3 separate regions of the Mus musculus genome follow, and all the other regions are linked to region 1. Evidence: chromatin loops called from intact Hi-C (ENCODE). Cell type or tissue: heart. All regions are shown on one strand. Links, peaks and the distances in the headings refer to the core of each region. The heading gives the core; the rest is flanking DNA. Region 1 has its middle 13 kb from the start of C1rl. Region 2 holds the start of Pex5 (peroxisomal biogenesis factor 5). Region 3 holds the start of C1s1 (complement component 1, s subcomponent 1).

The links. Peaks named below come from ENCODE experiments on the same cell type or tissue, not always from the same donor. Only the 100,000 strongest peaks of a DNase experiment are listed, where the experiment ranks them.
Region 2: a loop joins it to region 1, with 2.2 times the contacts of the local background. A loop is called at or near these places in 3 of 42 quality-filtered maps.
Region 3: a loop joins it to region 1, with 4 times the contacts of the local background. A loop is called at or near these places in 19 of 42 quality-filtered maps.

The regions. Positions count from the first base shown.
Region 1 is chr6:124,475,076-124,485,831 of GRCm38, reverse strand. No RefSeq gene overlaps it. Among named protein-coding and RNA genes, the nearest start is that of C1rl, 13 kb to the left of the region's middle. In heart, for the core only: CTCF peaks have their summits at 4,076 (motif pointing left), 5,177 and 5,383 (motif pointing left); DNase peaks (open chromatin) are centred at 4,156, 4,493, 7,711 and 8,261; H3K27ac peaks cover 624 bases; H3K27me3 peaks cover 228 bases.
Region 2 is chr6:124,410,802-124,421,557 of GRCm38, reverse strand. Pex5 (peroxisomal biogenesis factor 5) reads left to right here and starts at 6,491. Exons shown (of 16, transcript NM_001277805.1): 1 at 6,491-6,585; 2 at 7,108-7,271; 3 at 7,516-7,551; 4 at 7,857-7,989; 5 at 8,158-8,289. The coding sequence starts at 7,125. D830015G05Rik (a long non-coding RNA gene) reads right to left here and starts at 6,486. Exons shown (of 4, transcript XR_378022.4): 1 at 5,667-6,486; 2 at 815-890; 3 at 246-304. In heart, for the core only: a CTCF peak has its summit at 5,591 (motif pointing left); DNase peaks (open chromatin) are centred at 5,717 and 6,397; H3K4me3 peaks cover 2,175 bases; H3K27ac peaks cover 2,172 bases.
Region 3 is chr6:124,537,176-124,547,931 of GRCm38, reverse strand. It overlaps C1s1 (complement component 1, s subcomponent 1), which reads left to right and starts at 5,573. Exons shown (of 12, transcript NM_001097617.1): 1 at 5,573-5,664; 2 at 6,444-6,599; 3 at 6,936-7,143; 4 at 7,434-7,611; 5 at 10,446-10,571. The coding sequence starts at 6,577. In heart, for the core only: CTCF peaks have their summits at 3,261 (motif pointing right) and 5,399; a DNase peak (open chromatin) is centred at 5,421.

The sequences.
Region 1 (10,756 bases), core at 1,498-9,497:
AATTAACCAATCAGATTTATGTATCAATAATATTACAATTTACAAGATGCCAATACAATAATTTCAGAGCCAATTGATAATGATAAAAGCTTTATCCCAAATAATCTAACCTTACGATACCACAACTACTTGTGACTGGTAAACGCTACGCAGGTCCGTGTCTGTGTCCACAGCCATCTTCCTTCTCCCCCTACCCAGAGACGCTCCCTCTGTCTCTTAGCTCCGCCTCCCTTTTCCCTGTCCAATCACAGACCTCCTCTGCACTAATGTAAATCGGACAAGGAAAATCCTGTGACACAGAAGCGCCCAAGAGATGTCCTCAGGGACGAAGGGCAAAGAGATCTGCCCAAGAGCAGAGAGATGTCGTGGGTTTGTAGTTAAAATCCGATCCCCTGTGCGGGAGTTCCAGGTGGTTGTGGCCCTCCTGATGTTGGTGCTTAGACACGAACAGGATCCTCTGAATGCAGCAAGCATTCTTAACTATCTCTCCAGGCCCAACCTTTTCTTCTTAGTGTCTTTAAAATGCATATAACCACATGGAGCAAAGTGATGCCACTATGTTGTGTGGTTTATGATTAAGTGGACATAACCTTTGGATACGGGGAGTTAGGGAGTGTACTGAAATCCTTACTCAGTAGTTCGCCAAAGAGCTGTGTCTTTCCGTGAGTAGTTGGGGAAGTCTTAGGAGTCCTTCAGCATCTTTCTCTGGGTCAAAAGGACTTCCACAAAAACCTCAAGACGGTATTTGCTTTTCTCTCTTGATCTCCTAAGTATGCAGTGGAGCGCATCCAAGGCCACGGGATGTGTGCTGACTCACCCCTGCTAACCAAAGGAATGCACGTTGCATATTTTTTTATATTAAAATCTAACATTGGAATTTCCAGCCCAGTAGCTATGAATGCATAGGACTTACATAAGCAAAAGCTCTTTGGGGTTCTCAATAATTTTTAAGGTGTGAAGTGTGCAATTAGCTGCCTAATACCATCAGGGGACGGGGAGAGGGGCGGGGAGGGAAAGAAAAAGTTAAAAGGATGATACACAGGGCAAAGAGGACTTCCGAACCCCAAACCTTGTTTGAGTCTGAGGGACTTGTTTCTGACAGAGGGAACATATGTTTCCCCTTGCTCGGTGAGCAAGACCTGGCACAAATGAACTTGAGGTAGGAAGGTTTGGTTTATAGAAAGAGCAGAGCAGGCAGGGAGGCAAGGGTGACTTGGTCTGTAGTGCGACCAGAAAGATGGCAGGGGAACTTGAGGACGCAGTGGTTTTTACCTTTATGCCTTTCACTCTGTCCAGCCACCCGACCCCACCCCCCACCCCCGTCCTCAGGAAAGTGTCTTCCAGGTCCAGGGTGGGTCTTCCCTCTTCATTACACAGTCACATCTCCATGAGAGTCACCTAAGACACGAGGCTATTGGCATTTCTGTAAGGGATTATTATCTTGTTCCAGTGTCTAAGGATGCCTGCAAGGGGCAGCCATCTTCCACCCAATACAAGGTCCTCACTAGCACCTGAGATTAAGACCCTGACCAGGGACTTCAAGCCCATGGCGGAACTAGGAAAAGTGAGTTTCTGTTAACTCTGTGATACTTTGTTTTTAAAGATTTTATTATATATATATATATATATATATATATATATATATATGTATATATATATATATATATATATATATATATATATATATATATATATATATATATGAATGACGAGTATGCTGTAGCTGTCTTCAGAGACACCAGGAGAAGGCATCAGATCCCATTACAGATGGTTGTGAGTCACCTTGTGGTTGCTGAGAATCAGGACCTCTGGAAGAGCAGTCAGTGCTCTTAACCGCTGAGCCATCTCTCCAGCCTATGATACTTTGTTATAACGGTTCAATCTGATGAATGCATGGTTAACCTATTAGGCTGTTTTCCTTTGAGCTGTTCAGCATTCTCAATGGATTTTTAATTTTGGCTGTCTCTCCAGCTTTGTAAATTATATACAACATAAAGCCTGAGTTCTTTTGGGTGAAAGAAACTCCTATGAGGGGTTTTCTTGATTACATTAGTTGATGTGGGAAGACCCATCTTTAAGATTTATTCATTTACTTAGAGACAGGGTCTCACTGCTAATCCCCACATCTCCTAGAACTCACTGTGTGGACCAGGTTGTCTTTGAACTCACAGAGATCCACCTGCCTCTGCATTTGAGAGCTGGGATTAAAGGCGTGTGTTGCTCGTCTTGACTGTGGGCAGGACTGTTCCCTGGGTAAGGGTTCTGGGCTGTATGACAAGGAGACCAGCTTGTGAGGAGCAGGGGAACTTTGTCCTCCTGCTTCCTGACTCTGGATGTGATGTGAACCCTGCCCCTGCTACCTCCACCTCCCTGCTTTGATGCATGGCACCCGTGAACTGTGAGCCAGAATAACTCTTCAGGTTGCTTCTGTTGGAAGGTTTGTCACAGCAGCAGGAAGACAATGGAGACATTCTTTCTCATGACTCTAAATCTGTAAGGTCCACAGGGAAGATGAGTTGTCACTGGACCACTCTGATGTGCTGGAAACCAACAGGTCTCCTGGGACAGAAGCCTTCCAGTGGGGCTGGCCTCAGGAAAGCTGGGAGGGATCATCTCATTCTAACACAACACCTGACGAGTTAGACATCAATCCTGTGTCATGATTCTGATGTGTTTCCCTTATCCAAACGCCAGCCACGAGAGAGCACAAGATGCTCTTGACCTGGGCTCACACAGATTCTTGGCAAAGAGGAAGCAGGCCAGGCATGGGACTGGGGTGCTCGGGGGTGAGGTAGGGTGTCATGCCTGTGAAGTGTAAAATTGTAAATGCATTATGTTCACAGATATAGGGAACACTCACGAAACAAACTAAAGTATGTGTGTCATGGTAGAATGTATGCACCGAGGAAGCTTTTAAAGTGAACACACACATACACTTTTTAAATATTTAAAGTTATAAATGTAAACAAGGTTTGGGATTAAACATCTGTGACCTTAGAACATGGGAGGCCATGGCAGCAGGTTTGTGAGTTTGTGGCTAGCCTGGGCTACACAGGGAGACTCTAGCTCGAAGAGCCAAAAAAAGGGGGTGGGGTGGGGTGAGAAGATGGCTAAGCAAGTAAAAGCATGAGCTAGCCACAGAAGCCATCCCCCAGAACCCACGTTGCACATGTCTGTAATCACAGTGTTTCTATAGTGACAGGACAGGTGGAACTTGAGGACAGGCTAGCCTAGAGCTTGCTCACAGCAGCAAAAGCAACAAAGGGACCCTGCTTCGACAAGGTGGAGGGTGAGGACCCACTATGGGTCCATGCCCATGCTGCGGCATGTGTGCATCCCAACCCCAAATATATTACTATACTTAAAATCCCACAGGATCAAAACAAAAGACATACATCATGTGACTGAATAATGGTCCTGTCTAACGAGACGAGGCAAAAGTCAGAAATTTATTTTTCCCTCATTTGGTAGCGCAGACTAGCTTCAAATTCATGGTAATCCTCTTGCCTCAGCACTCAGGTGCTGAGACCACTAATGAGGGACTTAAAATTTTAAGAAATTACTTTATTTGCATGAATATTTTGTCTATACATGTACGTTATGTGCCTGATACCTAGGGACGTCAAAGAGGGTGTCCGGAGACTATGGAGCCAGAGTTATAGATTACCGTGTAGATGTTGGGAATCAAACCCGGCCCTCTGCAAAACATCAATGGCTTGGCAAGCGCTGAGCTGTATCACCAGTCACGAGGAACTTTTCCACCTTAGATATAACCTTGGGGAACTGAGGGAGTTGGGACAGTGGGCTCTAGAGACCAGGGATAGGTCTGAAAACAAACTGATCTCCCCCTACCTCCGATGTTTCCTCTCTCCTTCTAACTTTGTTTCTGGGTCCATTGGCTTTTGTTTCTCATTAACTAAGAAGGGCAAAGGGCAGGAGCAGGGTGAGGGGGGTGGGGGCGGAGCAAAAGCAGAGAGGATGCGTTGATGAAAGTCCAAGAAGGACAGAAACACATTTGAGGTTTCAGCCTCGATTTTACTGTGAAAAATCATGGTGCTGCCACCTGCTGTTCTATTGGGGGATGACCCCTGGAGAAAGGGCCTGGGGTTTCCTGTAGTTTTCATTGGAAGAGGAGTTACTAGCTCTGCCCAGTGCAAAGTGTCAAACTAGGGACCTGGTGGAGGGGCCTGGGACAGTATTGGCTACTCCACGCCACCTCTACTTTTGATTTTTTTGGGGAAACGTGTGTGTGTTCTCGCCCACCCTCAGCATGTGTGGAAGTCGGAAGACAACTTGAGGCAGTAACATCTTTCCTTCTACCATGTGGGTCCTGACATCACACGCAAGCATCAGGTTTGGCGGCGAAAGGCCTTACTCTGCTGAGCCATCGAACCAGCTCAGTCTGGCTTTACTTTCCAAGCCTTGCCCCGGGGGCCAGGACCCTCTGGGGCTCCTGGAGCCAGGACCAGGATTGAAGGGAGATCCAGGACAGCATCAGGGGCTGAGGTGGCCTGAGTCAGGCGGGCTGTGAGCCTGAGCATCTGCTCTTAATGGACATTAGGGGTGTGGGCAGGCCAGGGCTTGGGGGACAGGGTGGCTCGGATGACTTTGTTCCGAATGCTGTCTCCTATCATGGGCTTAAGTCATGGACACTCAGAGCTTCGTCCAAATCGACCCCACAAAAATCCAGCCATGAATCTTAGCGCTCCAGCCCATCCTCCCTACTGCTGTCATCGCCTACAAGCTAATCATACCCTTCCCATCTGACATCTTTTCACTGCCCGAGCCCAGTGAGCGGTTTGTCTGTCTGTCCTCCTCAGTAACTGTGTCTTCTCAGTTTCTTTCTTCAGCCTCTTTCTGCTCTGTTTGGCTGTGCTCTGCGTTACACTCTCACTACCAATCTTATGCTGTCCAAATTTCTCACACTTGTTCGAAACCCCCCCACCCCCAATCTCCACGTCCTTCAGCCCACTACTGCTGCAAAGGCAGTGGCTCCAGGCCACATTCAACAGGCTCAGACCAAGGCGCCACTACTCAGAGGCTTTGGGACTGTCTCCAATGTGCGTAACATCTCCGTGCTACTGATGTCCTCCTCCGTGGAACACAGAGCAATGATGCTCGCACTTAAGAGCTGTTGTGAGGATTAAATGAGTTAATAACCTAAATTATTTAGGAGGATGCCTGGTCCTGGGTGAACAATAAACTTCATTACGAGTTTATGGAGATAAGAGAGAAAAATGGTTAGTTTAGTCGTTCCCAATCAGAGCAGTACTACACCATAAGGATATTTGACAGTCTCTAAGGATTAAAAAAAAAAAAAAAAAAAAAGGGAGGGGAGGTGGGTAGTGGAGATACTACTGCCACCTAGTGGTAGAGGCTAGCTATGTGCTCTACATTTGTGTCTGGTAATAGTTCAGAAATCGGAGGTATTGGATAGTCGGTTCCTCTTCATTTTATATATAACCTTAGTAAATGATTGCAATTTGCTCCCTGGTTTCTTTAACTGTAAAATGGAGACAAAGAAAGGCAATTATTTTTTCTTTTGTTTTTGGTTTTGTTTTTTCGAGGCAGTTTCTCTGTGTAGCCTTGGCTGTCCTGGAACTCACTCTGTAGACCAGGCTGGCCTCGAACTCAGAAATCTGCCCGCCTCTGCCTCCCGAGTGCTGGGATTGCCACCACACCCGGCACAGAAAGGCAATTCTTTACACACACACACCCCGTCTCTCCCTGACCCCATACAGGTCTAACATATTTGTGGTGGCCCAAGCTTATTATGCAGCAGAGAATGATCAAGACTTGTGGCCCCCCTCCCTCTCAGGTGCACCACTGGGCCCAGCTGTGACAGGGCTCTTTTAAAAATAAAATAATTTTTATTTATGTGTGTGTGGTGGCACCTGGCAAATAGCGTTCATGGTCAGCCAGCCACTGTCATTATTACTTCTCTCCTTGCTTAGTCCCCTGGGAGGCCTGGCTCAGGGCGACCTTACTTCACCTGTGTTTATTAGGCACTCAAGCATATCTGAATACCTGTCCACTTGTTTGTCTTTCCCACAGGACTAGATCCTTGAGGGAAGTACTTTATCCTGTAAATTTTGACATGCTCAGGACTGACTGCAGGGCCTGGCCTATCAGCTCCAACTTAGGTCCTTATGTGGGTGTGGTCCAGAGCGGGGAAGTAGCATTGATCTCATTGAGGAAGAGAAGGTGGTAGATGGGTGGGCCTAGGATCTGAGGGTGGGAGCTGAGGCCAGTGATGCAGCCCTGCTCCCATGTGTGATTCTATAGTGTGGGTTCTAACCAGCAATACATGTCTGCCCATTGCTGGGTGCTATTATAGTTAGGGTGTAATTGTTCCCCACAGGACCATGTGTTTGAGAACATGGCCCCCCCATGATGATAGTTTGGGAAGGCTAGGAAACCTTTGGGATGTGTGATGTAGATTAGCCAGCATAAGTGGGACAGGTAAGGCTGGAGGCTTGAAGACTATATCTAATTTGTGATCTCCCTACATGTGAACAAGCCGTGCCACACACTCACACTGCCACAGATCAAGCCATTCTAGTTTTCATACCTACCTTACTATTAAAGGACTGATATCCCGGGAACCACAAGCCAAAATAAATTCTCCCTACTTCTCAGGCACTATGCCCTTCTGACCAGACACACCCATCACTCCTTGATAGGAACCTTTTGTTGGAAGGAGCAGCCCTGAGAGTGGATGAGTAGCCTGCCCAGCTGGTGCTCACGGAGGGTCTATCATTTGGTAACAGGGTCCTGGAAGATGGCAGATATGGCTCTGGTGGGTGCTATGCACCTGTTAGCTGACAGTGCAAGTCCCTGTTGCCAGGCTGAAGACACTGCTTATGGCACTGAGACCTGTGCTATAAGTCAAGTGCTTATAACATTTTCCTCACCCTCTCTGGCATCACAAGCCTTTGTTAGGGCACCACCATTTCTAATTCAGCGTTCCACCCCTTGTGGAATTTCTGACTGGTTGCCATCTGAGGTTGCATCTCTGCCCACCCTCTCTCTGAAGACTCCGATGTTCGCTGAGTCCTGCTGATGCCATAGAGCAGGAGCACACATGCATGAGGGATCGGGAGCCATCTGAAACGCTGGACGCCCCTTTTGCCACTACGGGAGGACCTGGGACCTCTAACATCACTGGGGCAGACGGAGCTTGCAGAAGGAAGGGGGAAGGGACTTTTTTCAAAAGCCTCGAGAGGGTAAAGTCTCCGTGAACTCAAAGAGAGACTGGTGTCTGCGGTTCCAGTGAGGGAGAGAGAAGGTTGCAGCCTTTGGTGGTTTCCACGTGATTACCACCCCAAGTCATCTCCACCCTTGCTGGTTTGGTAACTCCTGAGGCTGGCAATGAGCCAAATGTGATGGAATTCAAATATTAGTTATCTGTTGTGTAACCGATTGTCCCTTCCCTCAGATTAAGACGAAGGTCACGTATCATTTTACACAGTTGCTGGGGTCAGGAGCAGTTAGGCAGTCTAGCCTCAGGGTCCCTAATAGGCTTCAACTGCTCCGGGTTTGAGGCACTTGCAAGCCTGACTGGGCAGGAGGTCTGTTTCTAAGATGTGGTCCCTGTTCCTTACCACATGGCCGTCTCCATAAGACACTCCGGAGTCAGAAGTTACGCAAGACAGGAAAATAAGCAAAGTCGCCAGAGTTGCTTTTCAACCACGTTTGTTACTCTTATCACCATGGAGATAAAATACCAAGCCGGAACAACTTAGTGGAGGAAAACTTTCCTTTGGCTTTAGTTTCAGAGGGATTGGGCCTGCTATGGTGGGAAAGTGTAGAGGTGTGGTTTGACCTGTGGTGGTGGAAGCACGGGGCCGTGCCTGCTCACCCTGCAGCAGACATGGGGTGGGCAGAGAAAGCAGTGGGCGTACCACTCAAAAGCTCCCACCAGTCACACACCACCTCCTAAAGACGTTATTTATAGCAGCGGTTCTCAACCTTCCTAATGCCGTGACCCTTTAATACAGTTCCGTGTGTTGTGGTGACCCCCCAACCATAAAGTTATTTTCAATGCTACTGCATTCTACTGTAATTCTGCTACTGTAACGGAATGTAATATAAACATGTTTTCTGACAGTCTTAGGCAACCCCTGGGAAGGGGTCATTTGACCCCCACACTGAGAACCAGTGCACTACAGCCTTCAAAACAGGTCACCCGCTGGGGAGCGAGCACTGGAAATGAGAGCTGGTGGGGGAACCTTCCAGAGGGCCACAGCCTTGGCAATGACAGTTTCACTTCTTTTCTGTTTTCTCTGTCACTCTGGCCACCCCCCAGCGGATGCATTGTGGGAGGAGATGGCCTGTGAAGGGACCTTCAAGGACAACATTTCAGGGATCATTTCTAGAGTCTGAAGGCACTCGTTCTCCATAGTTACAGGATTGGACAGATCAATACCCATAGGGAAATCAAACACAGGAGGAGGTGGGGCTTAGAAAAAGATTTAAAAGACCCAAGGAGCTGATGAAGAGGCACATGGCAGAGCAGCCTAGAGAAAACTCGGGAAGAATGACCTTCTAGCCTCCTGAAGGCCAATCACAGTGTGTGTCTTCCATGAAAAGATTGTCTTTAAAAAAAAAAAAAAAAGTCTAAACTTAACCACCCACATCCGAACAGCTGTGTGTGGACCTTCATCTTGCAGTGAACATCTTCAGGAAAGGTTCCTCTATCCACTGCCTAGGTGGATGGCTTGTCAACTGGAGGGGGTTCGATTACACCCTGCACCATCCCTTTCGCCCAATGACCCCTGAGTTCCCGGGTGAAGCTGTGTGTCTCAGCCATCGAGCCGCATACTTCTCTCTTCTGCTCCCCACCCCTCTCGTTGACTTTGGTAAATTCATCTGCAGACAGCCCACCCTGTCCCACCTGTGCTGTACAGTGGCTACCCGAGAATGAGCATGGGAGCAACTTCACAGAGAGGGGGCACTGCCGTCTAGCTGCCCCTCCCCATGTGTTCTCGTGGCACCGGAGACCCAGAGGACATTTTTTTTTTTAAATTACAGTGAAGATGACGATAGTTTCCTTGCAGCTGTGTCTAGGGGATGGAACAAGCACTTTCCTGAAATAACCAGGAAAAGAGAGAGGACCCCCGATTGGGGCGGGTGGGGTGCGGGGATAGAGAGCAGACCTGCTGTGCGTGCGCAGCAACGGAACAGAAGAGGACAAAGCTCAGAGGCAGAGGGACTTACCTGGTTTTGTCCGTCCATCTCAACAGTGACCTGTCCAGAGATGCTTTTAGCTCTGGCGTGGGCTACTGGCCTAGGCCAGTGAAGACATCGTAGTTATTGTTATGAACACAAAGGAAGGGGTGGGGGCTGGCTGTCAGTGAGGCTTTAGGGCACTCTCGCACAGAGACATGTCCACACACACCACAGTGACGTGACCTAGCAAAGCTCCTGAGACTGCTGGAGTTGGGGAACTAACAGATACATGGACAAACGGAAAGCTGGGGCCGGGGAAACTGGGCTCTCTGATAGAGAAGCCTCAGTCAGCATCAGGAAGCTCACTGTGCTGTTTTACACAGGTGAGTAGGGAGATGGATGGGGTTGCAGCAGAGAAATGAGTTAAGGATGCTGAGTTAGCTCATCTCCACAGGAGTGGGCTCTGTAGGGAAGCAGTCCTCAACCTGTGGGTTGCCAACCGTTTGGGGGTTAAGTGACCCTTCCACAGGGATTGCATATCATATCTACATATTGGGTATATATATATTGCAATTCATAACAGTAGCAAAATTACAGTTATGAAGTAGCAACAAAAATAATCTTATAGTTTTTAACTGTATTAAAGGGTTGAAGCATTAAGAAGGTTGAGAACCACTGCTGTAGGTGCTCCATCTTCTGGGCAAAATCATAATATTAAAAACCAATCTGGGGCTGGCGAGATGGCTCAGCAGGTAAGATCACTGACTGCTCTTTCCAAAGGTCCTGAGTTCAAATCCCAGCAACCACATGGTGGCTCCGCCCTCTTCTGGTGCGTCTGAAGACAGCTACAGTGTACTTATTTATAATAAGAAATAAATATTTGGGTGCAAGCAGGGCCGACCGGAGCGAGCAGAGGTCCTAAATTCAATTTCCAACAACCACATGAAGGCTCACAACCATCTGTACAGCTATAGTGTAGTCACATAAAATAAATAAATAAATCTTAAAAAAACAAAAAAAAAACCAAACAATCCGGCTCAGAGGTCAAGAGCACTGGCTGCTCTTCCAGAGGTCCCGAGTTCAATTCCCAGCAACCACATGGTGGCTCACAATCATCTATAATCAGATCTGGTGCCCTCTTCTGGCCTGCTTTATACATAAGTAAATAAATCTTTTTAAAGGAGGAGGAGGAGGAGGAGAAAAGAGAAAAAACAAAAGTCGATGCACACTATCGCAGGCGAAGAAGAAGAAGAAGAAGAAGAAGAAGAGGAGGAGGAGGAGGAGGAGGAGGAGGAGGAGGAGGAGGAGGAGGAGGAGGAGGAGGAGGAGGAGGAGAAAAGAGAAAAAACAAAAGCCGATGCACACTATCGCCGGCTAGGCACCGGTGGTCTCGGTACCAAGATGGCATGTTTCCCTTTTGCCAATGGTTGTCCCACCAAAGTTGGTTCTGCCTCTCCAGAACTCGGAGATTGCTTTTTCCACGCTGTGTCTGGCCGCTGCCAAGCCAGCTCAGCACTCCCAAATTTCCATGACTAGCCGGGGCGCACTCTTACAAACCCACGTTCTGCAGTGGTTACCTTTCCCT
Region 2 (10,756 bases), core at 1,031-9,030, 64 kb after region 1:
ATGGCTGCTTTTGAACTTTGGTAATTATGAATAGATATATGTAGTGTTTTGCATGTATTTAACTTGTCAATGCATCTGGCTAACTACAAAGGATCATACATATGTATAGTAAGAATATATTTAGCTTTTTATGGAGTGGCCAAACTCTTCAAAAGTGGCTATGCCATTGTATTAGTCAGGGTTCCCTAGAGTCACAGAACTTATGGGTAGTCTCTATATAGTAAGGGAATTTGTTGATGACTTACAGTCTGCAGTCCAACTCCCAACAATTGTCAGCAGCAGCTGTGAATGGAAGTCCAAGGATCTAGCAGTTGTTCAGTCCCATAAGGCAAGCAGGTGAAGGAGAGAGAGAGAGAGAGAGAGAGAGAGAGAGAGAGAGAGAATGAATCTTCCTTCTTCCAATGTCCTTATGGAGGTCTCCAACAGAAAGTGTAGCTCAGATTAAAGGTGTGTGCCACCATGCCTTTAATCCCAGATGACCTTGAACTCAGAGGTCTCCCTGTCTTAATCTTCTGGAATTCATAGCCACTATGCCTCTAGTCTCCAAGCCAAGATCCAGGTCAGAAACTTCTATCTCCCAGCCTCCAGATTAGGATCACTTTTGAGCCTCCAATTTGAATTGTAGTTCATTCCAGATATAGTCAAGATGGCAACCAGGAATAGCCACTACAGCCATCTTGCACTCTTGTCAGAACTGACTGATAGTCCCTCTTGACCCACATCTTCGCCAGCATTTGATAGAGTCAGACTTAGGATGCTGGACATCCTAATAGGTGTATATTGACCTCTCGTCATTGTTTTCACTTACAATTACCTAAGCATATGGTGATGAACATCTTTAGATTCCTGTGTTTGTCCCTTGCATATCAGTTGAGGTTCCCACTCCTGTGCTGTAGACGAGAAAATTAGATGAGAGTCAGAATAGCTACTGCAACTCATGTGTGGTGAATATAACTAACGTTTTGGAGGATTGTGAATCAAATTCTTTTCACTAAAGCTCAGTCCAAACCCCCTCCCCCCGAAAAAAAAAAAACCCAAACCAACCCACCAATGACATGATTTTGAAATTTTGCTTACATCAGTCTTTCTTTTCTCATTCTATTCCGAGGTCCCCTCTTTGTTTCCATCCTGTTTATAGAGCTTTATTTAGCTCTTCCTCTCCACAAATCTGCTAGGCACAAATTATCTTTATTTTCTTTCATTGACAATGTCCTCACGTTCTCTCTTATTGCTCTAGCTGCTTTCAATCTCTCTCTTGTTTCTAGTTTTTGAAACTTGGATAATATGTGCCTTGGTATGTGTTTCTTTAGGTTTATTCTGTTTGGATTTTGCTCAACTTCTTTCATCTGTAATCTAGAGCTCTTGCCAAATTCAGGGCAGTTTTGGTTGCAACTTAGGGTACCCTCTCAGCCATCCCCCTCCCTTAGCACTCTGAAGATGCACGTGCTGGATCTTTTGTTATGGGTTCTGCAGGCCCTGGGTCTGTTTATTTGATTTTTTTCCCCCCTCTGGTCTATTTCTCCTCTGTCATTCAGCTTGAATAATTTCTAATGTCCCATCAACCGTGACTGATTCTTTCCTCTGTCCTATTCATTCTATTGGTGAACCTTTTTTTTTTTTTTTTAAGATTTATTTATTTTATGTAAGTACACTGTAGCTGTCTTCAGATACACCAGAAGAGGGCATCATTACAGATGGTTGTGAGCCACCATGTGGTTGCTGGGATTTGAACTCAGGACCTTTGGAAGAGCAGTCAGTGCTCTTAACCACTGAGCCATCTCTCCAGCCCCTTGGTGAACCTTTTTAAAGTTGATTATTGCATATTTCAGTCCTAGATTTTCTATTTGGTTTATAACCATGGGAAAGCCTAAGTGGTTGACTCTTTAGCTTGCTTGTTTTTAGTTAGTAGCTAATTTTGAAGGTTATATACCTGACTGATATATTATTATCCTCTCACTGGCTTTGTGGTATACAACCCCTGAGACATATATGTATAATGATAGCAGTTGCCTAGGTTACTCTTCAAGGGCCTGAAGTGCTTCAGCTGAAAGCACTGGCTTTTCCTATGGGAATATGGATGGCTCAAGGATGACAAAGACAGGATGAATCAAGCTGGGCGTTGCTGCCTCAGTATTGTACCAATGTTCCCCTTGGCTACCTTAACCTTTGGGTCAGATCTCTGTTCAACTCTGCTCACATCCTATTAACCACGTCAGAAATGTCTTCTCTGGAACTATAAGATTAATTTGACCTAAACCTCCCTAAGCTCTCTGCTCCCCTCCAGGGCTGATGACACCAAGATATAGGTAATTAAGACTATCCTATTTCAGGCCAGTGAGCTTTGCCTAAAAGCCTCTAGTCACCGGCTCTTTCTCTACTATTGTACCAATTCCTTCCCCATCCCCTGGCCCTGTTAAAACAGGGTAAGACACCTTAGTTTTCCAGAGAGTCTTTGTCGGTCATACGGTCCATCTTTAGTTTTGATGGCTTTCAGGTAAATCTTTTTCCTTGGCCCTACAACCTGTATTTGAGTCATTGGCTGTTTCGAGTGGTGAGGTAACAGATATGGTTTGGCAGCAGTATTTTAAAAATATATCTTCTGTGTCTTTGCTGGGGATCTGTAATTTTTAATGTTTGAAATGAACTTTGAGCCTTGGGCATGGGGACTTCTTGCTGCTCCTGGCACATACTCGGCAAGTGGCCTACCACTGAGCTGTATTCCCAGCCTGGCTCTGTGTGTTTTGTCGATTCAGAAGGATTTATAATTGCTCAATGAAACATTTTAGAACTATTTGATTAGCATTTAAAGAAATAGGTTGTCATTGTGATATTTTTTCTGTACAAATATCACTATATTTTGTTCTTATTTGGCCCCAGTGTCCCCCACTTCCACTCTGCCCTTTCTGCTGATTTCTTTTCCTCACTCAATTAACTCCCCTTTGTGGTAATGAAGCTTTTTCTTAAATGATAAGTACCCTAAAATAACGCTAATGCCTCTGTCATCTCAGAACTGGGCGCTTATGTTGATACGGTCCAGCCTGAGATGTTCGGGGGTCTTGGTAAGTGAGGGAACTTTGATTGATACCTGAACATTTTTTGCAGTGTGATATGAGATTCTGAGTACTATGTAAGACTTTTACCTCAACTGAATTAAAAGAAGATACCCTTCCAAATGTGCCTGTGTGAAGACCTTGGTTCACAATTTCTTGTATAGCAACCCCAGGGAGGGGGTTTGGATCCTCATTCTTTTTTTCTTTTCTTGTTTTCTCTCTCTCTCTTTCTTTCTTTCTTTCTTTCTTTCTTTTTTTTTTTTTTTTTTTTTTTTTTTTTTTTTTTTTTTTTTGACTCAGAGATCTGCCTGCCTCTGCATCCCAAGTACTGGGATTAAAGTTGTGCACTACTATGTCTTGATGGATTCTGGTCTTAAAAACAAGAACAACAGTAAGAACAAGAACAAGAACAAACTAAAGCATCCCCCTCCAAGAGAAAAGAATGTGGACTTGAAAACGTACAAAGAAATTTGTTTGTTCAAGTGAAATTGTGTAAATGTAAATTGCACTTAAAGAACACAGAATTGACAAAATTGGTTAAGTTATAAGCTAGAAGTGGATTTCATTATTGGTCAGGAAATCAGCCTAGGGATCCCGGCAGGGACAGAGCTCATCTCAGCAAGGGGTGTGGTGTCACACGTGTGTAATACCAGCACTCAGAAGGGAGAACTAGGACCGGGAATTCAAGGCCTGCCTGGGCTACATGAGAACCACCATAATGCCCCTCTCCATTGAAGCCAGGCACAGCAGCTCATGTCCACGATCCTAGCATACAGGATGTGGAGGCTTGGGAATTGCAGCAAGCTTGAGTCTGGTTACACAGTGAAAAATAAGATCCAGGAACTGGGCTATCTAGGTCAGAGGCCAGCAAAGCACGACGGAGCCTGTGCCCTGTTTTCGTACAGTCTAAAAGCTGGGCATGTGGGGTCCCCCCCCTTAAAGCAATTGAAATAAAGTTATAAGAATGGTTTATCGTGGAAGTTAAATGAAGCAGTATCTTCATTGCTCACAAGAACTTTGACTGGAATACCGCCATGCTTGTTCTATGGCCCTATTGTGAAATGACAGAGAAGCAGGGACAGACAGTGTAGATCCAAACGTGTTCATTGATTGGCTCTTTACAAAGCTTGATGCTAATGGCCTAGATGCAAGTCCCAGCTTTTAAAACCCATATCACAGTCCCAGGCAAGATCCAACAGTTTTTGTCTCGGTTCCCTCGCCTGTTAAACAGGGATGCCTTGACATTAATAGTTATGAAGTGGATCATATAAGTCAGTATTTGAAAAATGTTTAAATCAAGCCTGTGGTGATGTAACTTGGGTCTGAAAATTAGAGGATTTCAGCCTATTCCTCTTGAATTGGCTAAATATTAAGGAATGTTTACCTTTATTTTATAACTTCTTATTTTATGGGTAAAATATGATTTTAACTTTGAACTTAGATGAAGAAGATATGGTTTCATATTTAAAACTTTAATGAGCTAATTATAAATATTAAGCACCCACATAACTTAATTTAGCCTTTCCCCTGGGACTGTGGGCCAGGCATTGTGAAGAAGTCTTTGGCTTATATCAAAGGTCTTTAAGGTCTACAAGGAAGACTTCTCCAAGTCTGGGATGCAGGGCTGTAGGTGTCTGGTGCTTGCACTGTTTAAATTTGTGTGCGGTATACGATGTATGTGTGGTGTGTGTGTGTACACAACTCTCAGGGGAAATAACTTTTCTGCTACTTTGTGGGCCCAAGGGATTAAATTCAGGCCCTTAGGCCTGTGTATAAACACCTCTACCACTGAGCCACGCTGCCAACTGCTTGCATCGATTCTGACTTCCTAGCTATTTGATTTTTGTGCAAGTCTTATTTGTAAAAGGAGGTTAGTAATAGCTTTCTCATAGGAGTATTATGAAGATTATGATTAAAAGTGCTAATGCTCACCAAGTGCTTAAGGCAACACCTGGGGGTTAACATGCATTTCATAAGCATCGGTTATTATCTCAATTATTCTCCCAAGATCTTGGCATGGTAAATTCCTGCTAATCAGTTACTAACCTCCTAGCAGAGTAGGAGGTTATGTGTGTGATGCGTTTTGAATGCTTCTGGGAGATGCTCTCCCATTTCCCCATGACCAGAAATTCAAACCATCATATGCTTTCCTTAAACACTGCTTTCTCCAGAGATTCTCCTGTTTTAACATATTCATCTTCCAAGATGGCATCCTTTCCTCCTTGGTGTGGTTTAGTTTATTCGTTGCTAGGTGTTTTTTTCTTTACAATGGCAGCCTGGAAACAGTGGACAGGGATGAAATTTGTGGTCAAGGAGAATGGGTGTATGTGTGTGTGTTAGGGCCTCTGAAAGATACTGACAGTGTACTAAAGACAGAAACATTGCACAATATTCTGCCTTGTTCAACCACTGCAGTTATAAGGGCAATTTCTATTTTCCCAGGGACGAATTTACACTGCCTGTGTTCCCTGAGGAAGGCTACCTTTGAAATCATCAGGGCAGCAAAGAACCAAGCCTGCCCCAGGGCGCCACCTACAGACTACCTGCTTCTCCCGCACCCCGGGTTGGGACGTACGTCAGGCCTTTCTAGAACCAGTTTCCTCCTAGCCCACCTACCAGCACTCTGAACCCCTCCCCTTCTCAGGACGTCAAGGAGTCCGTCGGTCTTGGACCTAGGTGAGCTATCAAGGTTTGCTTTCCAGTGTGACCTTGAGGTCTGGCACCCGAGCCATTTCTCTGGCAGATGGTGGAGCCTGAGGCTTAGGTTCATATTCCCTGATCAAAGGTATTCCTTGCCACGTTTCCCCAACTTGGAGCTGCAGGGAATCAGGCCATCGTGACCTTGACCAGTAGGAAAGAGGAGAGAGGAGTGACTCACAGCACTCTCCCCATCCATTACAGGATTGAGGTCTCAAAATGCGTTGGACCCTATTTTAGTCACCAGAATTTGTCATCATCCGGAGCTATTTTCTTCATTACGCAGAGATGGTAGAGGCAGGCCCCTGTCTCCTTGGAGGCTGTGACGCTGTCCTGAAGGAGCGTCTGTTGGAAGGGGGGTCAGGCCTAGGAGGCCGAAGCAGGTCATAGATTTGACCTCCGAAATCTCCCGGGCTCAGTTTGGGCGATTTAGAGGTGCAGGAGAACCAGGAAAGAGAGCTGAACCGTGGAACCTGAAACCTTGGTTTTTCTCCAAAGCCAGAGAGGCCTCTTCTAGCTCCAGTCCTCTGAGTTTTCCACTAATAAATCCTGGCGTTCTAGGGACTACTGCAGGTTTCCCCAATCCAACTGTCCAGGACTGTCTCCTTTAAGGATCTCGGCTCCGCCCATCACGCTGCGCAAGCTTGAGGCCCCGCCCCTTTACCCGTTTCCGTTGAGCTGGGCCGCAGCGCCGCCGTCCCGGCCCCTTTAAGGCCGAGTCCCGCCCCCTTGCTCCCGCCCCCTCCCTTCCCCCAGCCCACTCCGGGTGCCTCGGCCGGTCGGACGGTGCGGCCCGCGACGGCGAGCATTGGAGCCTGGGGGCGCGGGGTCGAGGCCCGTAAGTCCCCGCCGCTGCGGTGGCCTCGTGGGACGGGGTCGAGGCTGGGGCGACGGGGCTGGGGGCGCGGGGCGCTGGGCGGGGACGGGCGCGGCCGGGGAGGGGGCTCAGGTGACACGAGCTGGGATCGGGACCCGCAGCTGGCGCCTGACCGGGGGTGTGGGTCCCGGTGTACGGTGGAAGGCGTCCCCGCTGTCCCTCGTCAGGTTAGAGTTCGGGTCTAGCCGTGTTTATGATGCGCTCCCCGTGCTCCCCAGGGGTCCAGGCCCTTTTGTAGAGCTGCTGTTGGCGGGTGGTGTCTGAGCTGCCGTCCGCTGGAGGGGAAGCCCGAGCCGAAAGCAGCGTTTCGAGTGGGAAGGCAGGACACAGCCTCCTCTTGGACTCCAGACACACCTCGGGGGGTGGCCCCGGGGGCCTGGCCCTTGTGGAGCCGTCGTGGGCCCATCTGCTCTAGATAGGGCCTGAGGCGTGCGTTGGGAAAGTCTGGCTTCCCGACCACAGTTCTAATCTTCTGTCCATCAGGGAAGCTGCTGGTCACCATGGCAATGCGGGAGCTGGTGGAGGGCGAATGTGGGGGTGCCAACCCGCTGATGAAGCTGGCCACCCATTTCACCCAGGACAAGGCCCTTCGGCAGGAGGGACTGAGGCCTGGCCCCTGGCCTCCGGGAGCCTCAGCAGCAGAGACCGTGAGTGTTCTAGGAGAGCCTATTTCTTCCACCTGACAGCTGCTTTCTCTGTGTTAAAGTAATAGCAGTCACCATTCAGTAACACTGGAGTGAGCCTTGTGCGGCTTTACACAGACAAGGACTACTATTTTATAGACAAAGAAGCTGAGGCTTTGTGAAGGCTCTTGACTTGCCTCAGGCCACCTAAGCAGTAGAGTTAGAGTTGGGTTGTAGCCTGCTATTGTCTCTTTCCTTCTTATCTTAGGTTTCCAAGCCTTTGGGAGTAGGAACTGAAGACGAGGTAAACAGAGCAAGTTTCTTTTCTGTCTTTTTTTTTTTTTGGGGGGGGGGGTTGTGGTGATTTTTTTTTTTTTTTAAATCAGTCCACTCATACTTCAGTCTTTGAACTCTCTTTACCAAATGAGATTGCCTGCCAATGTTTTCGTCTACTTTTTGGGGTATTTTTCTGGTTTCCAAATTTACAGATAGATTTTTTTTTTTCTTTATTTATCTCCAGTTTTCGTTTCTCTGTCCAACATCAGTGGGCCCTGCCTCTGGCTGAGGCCCTCTGATCCTAATGTTCATCCGACCATCTCTCTGTAATAGTTGGTGTCAGAATTCCTGCAGGACCAGAATGCAACTCTTGTATCCCGAGCCCCTCAGACCTTCAAGATGGATGACCTCCTGGCAGAGATGCAGGAGATTGAACAGTCAAACTTTCGCCAGGCTCCTCAGAGAGGTGGGTTCAGGGCCTGGTAAGACGGGAAGAGGCCAGAGGGCTTCCATCCTTGGGTTTTGCTGGCATCGGGGGACTGAGATGCTGAGGAGAAAAAGGAGGTGTTGCCCATGAGTGAGTGTGAAGGAACCTGTTTTCTTTTTTTCTTAGTCTTCTCTTGTCTCTTTTAAGCCCCTGGTGTGGCAGATTTGGCCTTGTCTGAGAATTGGGCCCAGGAGTTTCTTGCAGCTGGAGATGCTGTGGATGTAGCTCAAGATTATAATGAGACCGACTGGTCCCAAGAATTCATCGCCGAAGTTACAGGTGAGGCTTGTGGGGACATCTGTAGTAGTTGTTAGGGAGCATTTACATGTCCTGTGTTGCTGGGCGTCCTGATTCCTCTTGGGATGGAAGGTGATTTTCGCTACTAATGACTTTTCTAGTTTCTTGATTCATTTCTGTAGGATGTTAAATGTGACTTCTTATAACAATTGTAGGTAATCAAAACATAATAAAGAGAAAAGTGGGTTTGGTTGGAAAAAAAAGAGAGGGGGTGGAGAGGGAGAGAGAGAATATGAATGAGAGATTAGATCTGCCTCTTTATCAGTAACTTGACTGCTTAAGTCTAGTGGAGAGGAGCTAGAGATTGGATGGGTAGCCCAGGAAGAGAGCAGTATTCATCTCGGCACCTAGGACTCTGGCAATTCAACCATCTTGAGTAGGACTGGGGTCTGAGAAAATTGATTGTGGAGTTCAGAACCCTGAAGTCTGGCTAGGCTGCCTGTATATATATTGGCTTTTCATTTGTAGATTGAACAAACTGTGGATAGAAAATGGAAAATGTATGTCTGCACTAAACGTATACATGCTCTTTGAGTTTTTAGACAGGATCTCTGTAGTCCAGACTGTCCTCCAAATTCCAGTGTAACTGAGATCTTCCTGCCCTCGCCTCCTGAATGTTGGGACTACAAGTATGAACCACTATGCCTGGCCATGTGTGTGTGTGTGTGTGTGTGTGTGTGTGTGTGTGTGTGTATTCACTATTTCCTAATTGATATAATTGCTATATATGTAACATTTACATTATATAGGGTATTATAAGTCATCTAGAGATGTCAGAATAATGGGAGGATTTTTGTGGGTTATATGTAAATATATCATTTCACGTAAGAGACTTCAGTCTTCAGAACTTTGTATCTGTATGGGTTTTAGAAACTAATTTCTTTATGGATGGTCTTTGAGGGTAAAGATCATCTGTAACAATAGAAATAATATCAGCTTCTCTGTGTTAAGTGCATTGAATGTGTTGTTTACTTATCTCTGCAAGATCCCAAGTTCTAGCTGTTGTTTTTAGGACCATTTTCTAGATAAGAATACTGAGTTTATGACTTGCTTAAGATAAAGCAGCATTGTGAGTGACTTGGTTTTTGGTTTTAATGTTTTTTCTTTTTAAAGATTTATTTATTTTATTTCTGAGTACACTGTTGCTCTCTTCAGACACACCAGTAGAGGGCATCAGATCCCATTACAGGTGGTTGTGAGCCACTGTGTGGTTGCTGGGAATTGAACTCAGGACCTCTGGAAGAGCAGTCAGTGCTCTTAACCACTAAGTGATCTCTCCAGCCCAATTTTTTTTTTTCTGGTTTTTCGAGACAGGGTTCTTCTGTATAGCCCTGGCTGTAGACCAGGCTGGCCTCGAGCTCAGAAATCTGCCTGCCTCTGCCTCCCAAGTGCTGGATAAAGGTGTGCGACACCACACCTGGTTCATTTTTTTTTTTTTTAAGTAGAATATCTTTTTATTTTTCTTAGGCATTTTATACATGTTAACAGTAAGTCTCACAGCACCCCACTCCAGCCTCTGGTTCCCACATTCTTTCCACTCACTCTTCTGAGACATCCCCTTTGGCAAGGTGGGGTGAGCGAGACGTCCCGTTTAGTGCTGAGTGTGCGACGGTCCCTTAGTCTCAGCACTCTGACACTGCAGAGAAGTGCCTCTGGCCCGGGTTGGGGGCAGCGCTGATCTACAGATAGGAGCACAGTGGACAGTTTGACAGTCTGTTGTCTAGGTTTCTCCTTAGGTGTCACTGGGAATAACTCTGTGGACGGAGCTGTTACTCTGTTCAGCCAGGCCACACGCTTAAGAGTCTTAGCCCAATGTGTGTCTTTGGGGCCATCCTCGGCTACTGCCTCCCTGTGCGTTGATTTTTCTTCCCCAAGCCTATCTAATTAGTGTAAGAGGGGAGGACCAAGTCAGCCTCCCTCTTCCTGATGCTCACAGAGCGAAGCATTGTTTGCCCCTTTCCAAGTATGAGAAGAGACACATGTGGAGAAAGTTACAAAAGTTCTAGGCCAGGCTGTCACACGGTCTGACTAGCCAAGGTCTGAGATAATGGACTTAAGATGGTTTCTCCTCTCAGCCTTTTTTCTCCTGCAGGAGGAACTCCTAGCACCCAGTAACTTAGTATAAGCCGTTATAGGTGATTTCACAAATACCCTTTCCTTAAGTAAGAAGGGTGGACAGTGTTTCTAGGGTTTGCTATTAGTGCTAAGCGCTTTCTGCTGGGCTGCGCTTTGTACAGGGTTATAAGCCTTCTACAGAGAGTGTCCCTAGGAGACGTGACATTCAAAAGTCATGCCTGTTTGTATTCAGGTGCTTTTCAAACTATTATTCTAAACTCTCAGGTCCTCCCAGTGGAATGCCTTGTGCTCAAATCTGAGCTATCCAAAGACCCTCTGCTGGACAGAACCCTTCAGGTTTCCACACAAACCTTAAGCTTAAGTGATTCGTCTT
Region 3 (10,756 bases), core at 1,928-9,927, 62 kb before region 1:
ATGCAGAAGGATTACAGAATCAAGACCTACCCAGGAACCTTAGCATGACACTGTCTGGAAATAAACACAGGTACAAAGATGGCTGGAGGGAACAGAGATGGCTCTGAGGGGAAACCACTCATCATACAAGACGGAACTGGAGTTCAATCCCCAGATCTGGTGTAGACATGGAAGAGAACGCTGACTGCAACAAGTTGTGTTCAGACCTCCACATACCCACTGCGCAGGTGTGGCCTGTCATGTATACACAGCATCATAAAATGTGGCCCAATACCCTGTGAATACAGGCTCAGTGGGATAGCACATGTCTAGCCCGTTCAAAACTGAACACTTAACCCACAGTACAACAACGACAACAACAACAACAACTACAGCAACAACTACAGCAACAACAACAACAGCAGTAAGCTGACTGTGAGTTCAAGGCTGTGTAGCATGACCCGGCCTCATGAAAAAGAAATAAAGCCAGGCATAGTGGCACATGCCTTTAATCTCAGCATGCAGGAGGCAGACACAGGCAGGTCTCTGTGAGTTCGGGGTCAGCCTGATCTATAGAACAAGTTCCAGGACAGCCAGGCTATGCAGAGAAACACTGTTTCAAACAAACAAACAAACAAACAAACAAACAACGTCCCAAGCAAGCAAGCAAACAAACAAACAAACCAGCAACCACACAACCAAACCAAGCCAAAACAAACCAACCAAACTAAAAAACCCAAAACCAAACCAAACCACCCAATCAAACAAAATAAAACAAAACAAAATGAAACAAAAAAACTGCTGGGTGTGGCGACACACCTGTATGCCAGTGTTCAAGAGGCTGATGGTAGAATTGCCATGGAACTGGTGGCTAACCTGGGCTACAGAGTGAGATCTTGTTTCAAAACAATATCATCTAACAAAAAATAAAACCCCACCTAGCTCAAAATTTTTAAAAAAATATTCATTTATATGAGTGCACTGTAGCTGTCTTCAGACACACCAGAAGAAGGCATCAGATCCCATTACAGATGAGTGTGAGCCACTGTGTGGTTGCTGGGAACTGAACTCAGCTCTTCCTTAGAAGAGCAGTCAGTGCTTTTAACCATTAAGGCATCTTTCCAGCCCAGCCTGCAGTCAACTTTAAAAAAAAAAATCCACTATATATGTCATCTTGTTTTGTGCATTCAAAAGAAAAGGTTGCTAGCAAAATAAATTAATAAATAAAAAACTGACTAATATGTTCACTTTTAGAAGCAAACCAGATGGTTACTTCTCCAGAAGATAATAAATTGAAAAGCTAATCACATATACACAGGAAAATAAAACCCATTGTGTTATCATTAAACTTTCACACAATTTTTTTTGTCTTTTTTTTCCCACTAGAAAGTAAGTTTCTTTTCGTTTAAAAAAATGAAATAAAAAAGCAGAATAGAGTCTGGTCTGGTGATACCTATAATCCCAGCACCCAAAAGAAGATGCAGGAGAATCACAATTTCGAAGGTTTTCGAGCCTTTCCTGAATAGTGAGTTTGAAGTTAGCCTGGAATAAATGTGAACCTGTCTTAGAACGAAAACAAAAAGTGCCTGTTTGGTGACTTTTTGTACCCGACAAGCATGAAGTCCAAGAGAAAGCCTTTCTGCCCTGTGGGGAGCCGCCCTCACATTCGCCGTTGCAAGATGGCGCTGACATCCTGTGTTCTAAGTGGTAAACAAATAATCTGCGCATGTGCCAAGGGTAGTTTTCCACCCTACGTGCTCTGCCTTCCCCGTGACGACAACTCGGCCGATGGGCTGCAGCCAATCAGGGAGTAATACGTCCTAGGTGGAGAATAATTCTCCTTAAAAGGGACGGGGTTTCGCCATTCTCTCTCTTGCTCTGGCTCTTGCTTCTTGCTCCTGAAGATGTAAGCAATAAAGCTCTTGCGCTCTTGTGCTCTTGCCCTCTCTCTTGCTCTCTTGCGCTCTGGCTCCTAAAGATGTAAGCAATAGAGCTCTTGCTCTCTTGCTCTCTGGCTCCTGAAGATGTAAGCAATAAAGCTTTGCCGCAGAAGATTCCGGTTTGTTGCGTTTTTCCTGGTCGGTCGCGAGAATGCGTGTAAGACTGCCCTAGGAGGAAAATGCTTTAAAACAGTAATTTTATGAAAGTCATTGGTAGGAGTCACAAAAGAGATGCCTATCTGAAATACCTGGAAAGAGTCGATGAATGACTGTCCAATAGGCCAGAGAGATGGCTCAGATGTTAAGAGCAATGGCTTCCCGTCCAGGGAAACAGGTTCAATTCCCCTGCACCCACAAGGAGGCTCACAACAGGCTATTTAACTCCAATGGAATCTGCTGCCCTCTCCTGTCATTTTCAGGCACTGAAATGTATGTAGTAAGGTAAGGCATAAATAAATAAAACTCACACAGAAATAAAGGTTAAAAAAGAGAGTATTCTTTTGTAGAAGATGCTCTATGAGGTGGAGCTGCCCAACCAGTGATGGGGTTCTGAGGACTGGGCTCCAGGTTAAAATAGAAACCAAAAAGTTCCACCCAAGAGTGTCCATGGAGGTGGGGATGGCTTCAGAGCCCCCGAGGATCAGAATTTCAAGACAGCAGGAAATAGAAACGGAGTTCTTTGGAAAAGTGGTTTTTTTCTTTTCCTTTTTAAAGCTCATTTTGGTGGTTAACCACAGATTTGTGGGAGGCAGAGGCACAGGGATATCTGAGTTTGGGGCAGCCTGGTTGAGAAGGGTAAGGGGAGGGACAGAGGAAGGAATCCAGAACACTCAAAAAAAAAAAAAAAAAAAACCCAAAATCCAAAACAAAAAACAAACCCTGGTGGTGGTAGTGGTGGGGAACAAGTCTTTAATTCCAGCAAGTGGGAGGCAGACGCAGGCAGATCTCCTCCAAATTTGAGGCCAGCCTGGTCTACGCAGAGAAATTCTGTTTTGAAAAAAACAAACAAAAAACAAGAAATAAACAAATAAATAAAAACAGTAAAAAAAGTTTGTAAACCCTTATTTTAAGTATAAGCGGCAGTGAGGAAGGAAATAGACACACCAAGGAGAAAGGTGTGGGCTTCTCAAAGAAGAGACACGTTTGAGTGTCTGTCACAGCTGTAGGTACTCGTTTTGGTGGATCAGGACCCCGAATGAGGACACTGCGTTTCCTAGCACTGGATAGGGTCAGGGCTGATAGGTAAAACCTAGGTTACAAGAAATGCAAGATTCTTTTTAAGCATTTTTTTTTTAAGCCATGTTTTAATTTTCAACACTAGATGGCTGCCTTGTGGCAGGAACATGCTTCCAGCTGGACACTGGGTTTGGGATGGGGGCAGGGCTGTGGGTGATGGAGAGGATTCTACTGTACTGTATTTGAGAGGGGAAAATGAAAGTGTGCAAGCCCCAGCTCTTCCACAGTGACTGGACAGGGAAACCGACTTCCCTGATCTCCCAGCTCTCAGAGAGAGGACGCTTGCCTCTCAAGCATGTGGCAGTGGCGGTGGTGGTGGTGGGGTGGCTGAAAGGCCTACCTGTGGAGCTTAGAGGCATAGGAAGGTCGCTCAGTTGAAACAGCCATTGCTGTCCTTGTGATCTGTCATAAGAGTCTCTGTTTTTAACATTGTCATGTCTCCCAGGGTGGTCCCACCATGAGAGCTCTGTGACTAGGACTTCGCTGGTAGTCTCTTCTTCTTGTGTGAAGACCTAGCAGTTTTTATCTGTGGCTTGGTCTTGGTCTTGGCCACCGCCTTGAACGCAGGCATGAGCATCTTGGGCTCTCCCAGGACTTGAGCACATTAACTCCACAGGCAGGCCCATGAGCCCCATCCTGTCCCACACTTGGAGCTGGATGAAGTGGGCCCTACTGCAGGCTTGGCAGCAGGTTTAGAGATACATAGCCCTCCATGTTTCTTCCCAGGGATACCCTTCTTTTAAAGAATGATATTCAGTAGCCAAAGGGCAGTGTGCTAATGGGGGGATGATGCCCCCATATCTCTCTGTCTCTCTCCCCCTCTCTCTCTGTCTCTCTGTCTCTGTCTGTCTGTCTGTCTGTCTCTGTCTCACTCTGTCTCTCTGTCTCTCTCTGTCTCTGTCTCTCTCTGTCTCTCTTTCTGTGTATGAGGGGGAGGGGGAGGAGGAGGAGGAGGAAGAGCAACGTTCATTACTATTTAAAATTTTTCTTTTAGATTTAATTATTTGATTTTATGTGTATGAGCATTTTGCCTGCATATATGTATGTGTTCGACATGAATGCCTGGTGGCCATAGAGACCAGAAGGTGTCAGGTTTCCTGGAACCAGAATTACATCGAAAGTTGTGAGCCAGTGAGATGGCTCAGTGGTTAAGTACACTGACTGCTCTTCCAAAGGTCCTGAGTTCAAATCCCAGCAACCATGTGGTGGCTCACAACCATCCGTAATGAGATCTGATGCACTCTTCTGGTGTGTCTGAAGACAGCTACAGTGTACTTACATATAATAATAATAAACAAATCTTTAAAAAAGAAAAGAAAAAAATGTTGTGAGCCACCATGCCAGTGCTGGGACTTGAACCTGGGTCCTCTGGAAGAACAGCAGTGCTCTTCACCTCAGAACCATCTTTTCATGTCTTTGTTAATAAATAATTTCCAAATGGACTTAGAATGATGCTTGAGGGCAAATGTATTAGAATTGGAGAAACAACATTAGGCAAGCCTTTTTGGATCTTAGGTAGCCCAGGTTGACCTCCAAATGACTATATAAAGAAAGACTGTCCCTGATTTTCTGATAGCTCCTGGCTTCACTTCCTAAGTACTGAGGTCATAGCTGTGCATCAAATTAAACAAGAAACAAATGTACTATACAGAACTAGCCAGCCTGATATTCTCTATGTAGTCCAGGCTAGACTCAGATTCTCAGAAATTCTTCTCCTGGACTTACAGGCATTAACCACCTTGCCCAGCCTTGAGATGGGACTTTCGGGACGAAGAAACTTTGAGTGCACATGCCGTCTAGGTGTAAATTGTCTCGAAGGCAGGATGAGTTGCATTTATGTATTAATTAAAGAAAGAATTGCATTGGCATGTTCTCAGAAGACAGCTTGCAGGAACTGTTGGTTCACCTATGATGTGGGTCCCAGGGGATGTAGAGTTCATGTCTTTCTGCCTGGAGGTAGGTACCTTTCTAAGCTGAGCTATCTTGCCTCCTAGAGCCTCCAGACAATGGCTTCTACTTCTGATGACTCTCTTCCTTTGATTCATGAATCACACAGAGGGTTGGACTTTCTGAGTTTAGTTTTCGTCCCTCCTGTTAAGCCTTCCCTCCTTAAGAAGATAAATCACCTGACTTCCTCAAAAGCTCTGAAACACACCCTTTGGCTGTAAGAGAGAATTAGGCAATCTCAAAATTCCCCATTCCCCCCTTTTGCTCTGGACCTCTCAGCCCAGCAAAGCTGGTGCAGTTCTTGTTTTAAACGCAGAGGGCACTCTAAGATCAAGGCTGATTACTCTTAACTAGATTGTGATCTCCCAGCCCCCTCTGTTTGGAACAGGGAATTTTGGACATGCAAAAACACACTCCCTTAGGGAATCTTTAGAGCAAACAGAACAGGGAGGTGGGGAGGAGCTTCCTGCAAAGGCCACTCCCTCTGGAGCTGCAGGGGCTTAACTGCATGACCAGAGGCAGGAGAGGAGGCTGGCCCACTTGTTCCCATCAGCTCCTGAAGGTAACAACTTTAAGAGCAAGCCTTAAAGAGAGAAGCTTTGATGAAGGAAGAGGGAAAGACAAGGAACCATGTACAGTAAGGTTTGGAGCAAAGATGGAGGGTTGGAAGGAGCTCAGCGAGAGGTCAGAATACAGACACGGGTTCTCACATGTAGGACCCAGCCCCACCCCACAACAGCCTCATCCTTTCACACAGCAGTGTTTCAGGGGTCAGAGGCAATTTGTGAAAGACTTTTCTGGGAACTATGGGAAGATACCTTGCTCTTTAAGCAAAGGACAAAACAAACCAACTCGAGAAAAGTAAGGGAAAGCATATCTGAATGTCCTGACTTTTCTCAGCTTTCCCTTTTCCAGCACTCTGCATCCTATCACCACACGGCCGGCCATACTTTCTTTCTGATTAGCGTCTCCCAAGGTCCCTTCCTGTCCCTACTGAAGGAAACACTTTCCTCCTTCAGTGGCCATTGGGCCACCAGCAGAAGCAACACCTGTAATAGCTTGTCAAAGGGGGCAGGCTTGAATGGGAGAGGATCTGTCTGGAAGCTCCAGCCTGTTTGGAAATGCAGAGACCGATGCAAGGGGCCAGGAGTGGGTGGAGGAGGACACAAAAGACAGGGAGAAACTCCTCACTCAATTGTAGGAATATTGGAAGATGTTTGGGGACAGGGTTAATTGAGGGCTGGTCTGGGAAGTTAGTCTAAATCTCACTGGGGAGGGTGTCATGGTATCATGTGATGACCATTCCTGACAGGTACCTATTTCTATGGTATTCTTTCAAAGGTGACACTGAGCCCTGGGTGGTCCCTCACTACCAAAGCAAGCACCTGTATTTGTCAGATAAAGACAGCCAGGACTGCTGACTGCCCTTTACCTCCAAAATCAGAGAGCCAGAGAGCCAGAGAGCCAGAGAGCCATGGGCAAATCGCCAGGGATGTGGTAAGTGATCAGGTATCTACAGAAATGACTCCATCTCTACCTTTTTTCTCTCTTTCACAGTTTTGGGACAGTGTGTCACTATGCAGCCCAAGCTGGCGTAACATCACCCTTCCTCTGTCCCCAGAGTGCTGGACTTAGACACAGGCCTGTTGTATGTGATTTCCCATTTCTCTAGAAAGAGCTCAGATATGAACCTTGACTTTTAATTATTTATTTATTTATTCTGTATATATTTGTTTATTCCATGACATGTTGGCTGCCTAACGGTCAGAGTTCTGCATGAAGCCATCGGTTCCCGGCTTCCCACCTCTGTGTGACTTTTTTTTCCTCTTCCAGGTGTTTGGTCCTGTTTTCTCTTTTGGCATCATTTTCTGCTGAGCCCACCATGCATGGGGAGATCCTGTCCCCTAATTATCCCCAGGCGTACCCCAATGACGTCGTGAAATCTTGGGACATTGAAGTCCCAGAGGGGTTTGGGATTCACCTTTACTTTACCCATGTGGACATAGAGCCGTCAGAGAGCTGTGCATACGACTCAGTGCAGGTATATTACAGCACAGGAGGGAGAGGGATGGGAGGAGCGGGGGGGGGATGGAGGAATGAGAGGATTTAGGGGGCTGTGTGTTGTCAAGCCGTCCTATGGGGTAGGGGCATGGCTCAATGGCAGGGTACTTGCCATGCAAGGACATGTCCCTGAGTTTGGTCCCCAGCACTGGGGGAACATGAGGTGGGGGTGGGGGAGACAGACCGGACAGACAGACGGAGCTGGAGATCGGGAGTAAAGGTTCTGCTCTCTTTGCCCATTCTCAGTTTTACATTTCCTTCTTCTCTTAGATAATCTCAGGAGACATCGAGGAAGGGAGACTCTGTGGCCAGAGGACCAGCAAGAGCCCCAACTCCCCCATTATAGAAGAGTTTCAGTTCCCATACAATAAACTTCAGGTGGTCTTTACCTCAGACTTCTCCAACGAAGAACGGTTTACGGGCTTTGCAGCATACTACACTGCCATAGGTAAGGCATCCGTCTGTACGTGACATCTGGATCAAACTAAAAGATGGGAGGCAGGTAAAGGACCACGCAGTGCATGAAATGAGGATTCTGTTTTCTCTCTTTGAGTCATAGTCTGGCTATGCAGCCATGGGTGGACACTCCAAGACTCCAGCTTTGTGCCACTGCCCCCGGGCTGCTTACATCTTTAATGAATGTTGACTTGCCCTGGGTCTGCTTAGGAATTGCCTTGCCTTTGTGTGACTTTATCGCATGTTAGTGGTGGTAAAGCAGATAATGAGACTGAGAACCACTGAGAAATGGTTCTCTATCAGGAGGCTTGCTTACATGAATGCAACCTTCACCTCAATTCTGCAGTGTGGTCGGCATGGTCTTCCTATAAAGATACGGATCTGGTCTCAGTGGTGCAGGACTGTAATCCCATACACTCTGAAGGCTGAAGCAGAAGAACTGTCAACTCTAGGTCAACAGGGGCAACTTAGTAAGAACCTGTCTTCCTATCAGAAGTAAAGAGAACGCTGTTGAGACAGTTCAGTCAGTGAAATGGTTGCTATACAACCACCCATTAGAGTTCAGGTTCCATGAGAAGGTAGAAGGAATAACGAACGCTATACGCTTGTCCTTTGACCTTCATATGTCTGCCCTGGCATGCCTCTGTCATGCACATAAACGGGCATGGATAGTAATAAGAAATGCTAATTTAATCCCATCACTCAGGAAGCAGAGGCAGGCATATCTCTGTGAATTTGAGGCTAGCCTGGTCTCTAGAGTGAGTTCTGGTACAGCCAGGGGTATATAAATAGAGATCCTGTTTCAAAGAAAAAAAAATTAAAAGGAGGGCTGGGAATTCTGTCATGGTGCACACACCTGTAATTCCAGTCCTAAGCAGAGGCAGGAGAATCAGGAATTCAAGGGCAGCCTGGGTTACAGAAGACTCTGTATTAAAAGATAATCACTCCAGCTTAGTGAATGAATGCTTCCTTTGTGTCTGAAAGGATCTCAGAAACCTCAAGACTAGGGAAAAACTGAAAACTGAGAACATTAATACTTTGCCAAGGAATGTATAAGCAGGACTATGTGGTACTAGGTCCTTCTACATCCATCTCCAGGTTAAAATGAAGTTAGGCCTGCTCGTAAGTCCAAATGTCATCAGTTTTACAGAAAGACCAACATCCTATAAAGTAGGTCCTAACCTTTCTCCCCAGGTGACGTCACCACCGTCTTTCCTTTCAGCGGTGTCTCTGGCACAGATTCTTTTCTTTTCCAGACAGAGTGTCTCTATGTAGCCCAGGCTGGCCTTGAACTCCTGATTCTCTTGCTTCAGTCTTCTGAATGCTGGAGTTACAGCATGTACCAATTGGGCAGGGTGTTGTATAGTTTGTACGCAAGAAAAGTCATAGGGTTTTCATGGTGGAGCTCCTTACAGCGCCGTGGCAAAACACAGCTCTGAGTCAGACTTCAGAAAAGTAGTTTAGATTGTATTCGTAGATTTTAAAATATGGGGCTGGAAAGAGATGACCCAGCAGTTCAGGGAACTTGCTGTGTTCATAGAGGACCAGAGTTCAGTTCCCAGCATCCACATGGCAGCTCACAACTGTTGGTAACTCCAAAACAAGAGCATCTTATACTCTTTTCTGATCTCAAAGTGCACCAGACCTGCATGTAGTATAAAATATCAATACAATAAATACATCCATAAATATTGAAAAACTAAAGTGTGTTAAGATTTATTTTATTATTTTAAATCTTTTATTTATCTCATGTGTGTAGGTGTTTTGCTTGCTAGCAAGTATGTGCATCACATACATAGGGTATCTGAGGAGTCCACCAGAAGGCATTGGGTCCCTGGAACTGCACTGGAATTATAGCGTTGTGAGCTGCCTTGTGGGTGCTGGGAATTGAACCTCTGGAATGATAGCACATACTCTTAACCAGTGAGCCATATCTCTACCCCTCCAAACTTCTTTTATTAAAATGTCTTACCTGTACATAATAATGGTTTCATTATGACATGTTCATACTCATCTATGTTTTTGTCCAAGTGGCCCTCAGTACATTGTCTCCTCCTAATCCCCCCTCTCTTCTGTGTTTTGCTTTTCAGTCCTTTTTATTTTTTCATTAGGATTGTGTAAGAGCTTGTCTAGGGGTTACTTATAGGTACATCGGCACCTTACCAGTGGCTGCATGCTAAAGATGTCTCTCTTCCTGCAGTAATAAATTAGTTGCCTATAGCGCCTCGGGGTGGGGTGGAGTCCTCCTGAGTCCTTCCCCATGCCATGACAGGATATCGCCAGGCACAGTCTTGTTCAGATAATAACAGCCGTGGTGACCTAAGAGTGTCGTGGCCTATCACGCCTGGAAGACAGCATCCCGCAAAACTTCCGTCTGTTCCTCTGGCTCCTACATTCTTTTGTGCATGTCCCCCTCTTTCATGATGTTCTTGGGGCCTTAGAGTCTTCCTTCCTTCCTCCTTTGCTGTCTCCTACTCTTCCTCTCTCCCTTCCTCCTTCACTTCTTCCTTCCTTCCAGCTGTCCCTCTGTCTCTTACTCTCTGTCTTGTCTGTCTCTGACTCTGTCTGTCTCTCTTCCTTTCTTTCTTGGAGAAAAGGTTTTGCGTTGAAGCCCAGGCTGGCTTTGAACTCATGTCTTTCTGTTTCACCTACCTGAATACTGGGATTACTGGCATGAGCCATTATACCTGGCTTGGAGAGTATTTAAGCAACAAACCTTTTCTGGTTTAGTTTGTTTGTTTGTGCTTTATCCTTATAGATTTGGCTTCCATCGTTCTTCCTTCTTGGTCTTTGTTCTTCACCTTGAGTTTTCTCTGCTTTTTGCAGACATAAATGAATGCACAGATTTTACAGATGTCCCCTGTAGCCACTTCTGCAATAACTTCATTGGTGGATACTTCTGCTCCTGTCCCCCAGAATACTTCCTCCACGATGACATGAGGAATTGTGGAGGTGAGTTTAGCCTCCAGAGGTCTTCATGTTCCCTGGGATTTGGGATGGATTGAGGGCTTAGTCTATCGTTCCAAGTTTGATTAGGCTTTCCCTCCAAATTGCACCTGCTGTTAGCTGTTCACAAACTGAATAGGATCCTCAGGAGGGGGAAGATAAGGTCCATCACCTTTACATTGCTGTGAACG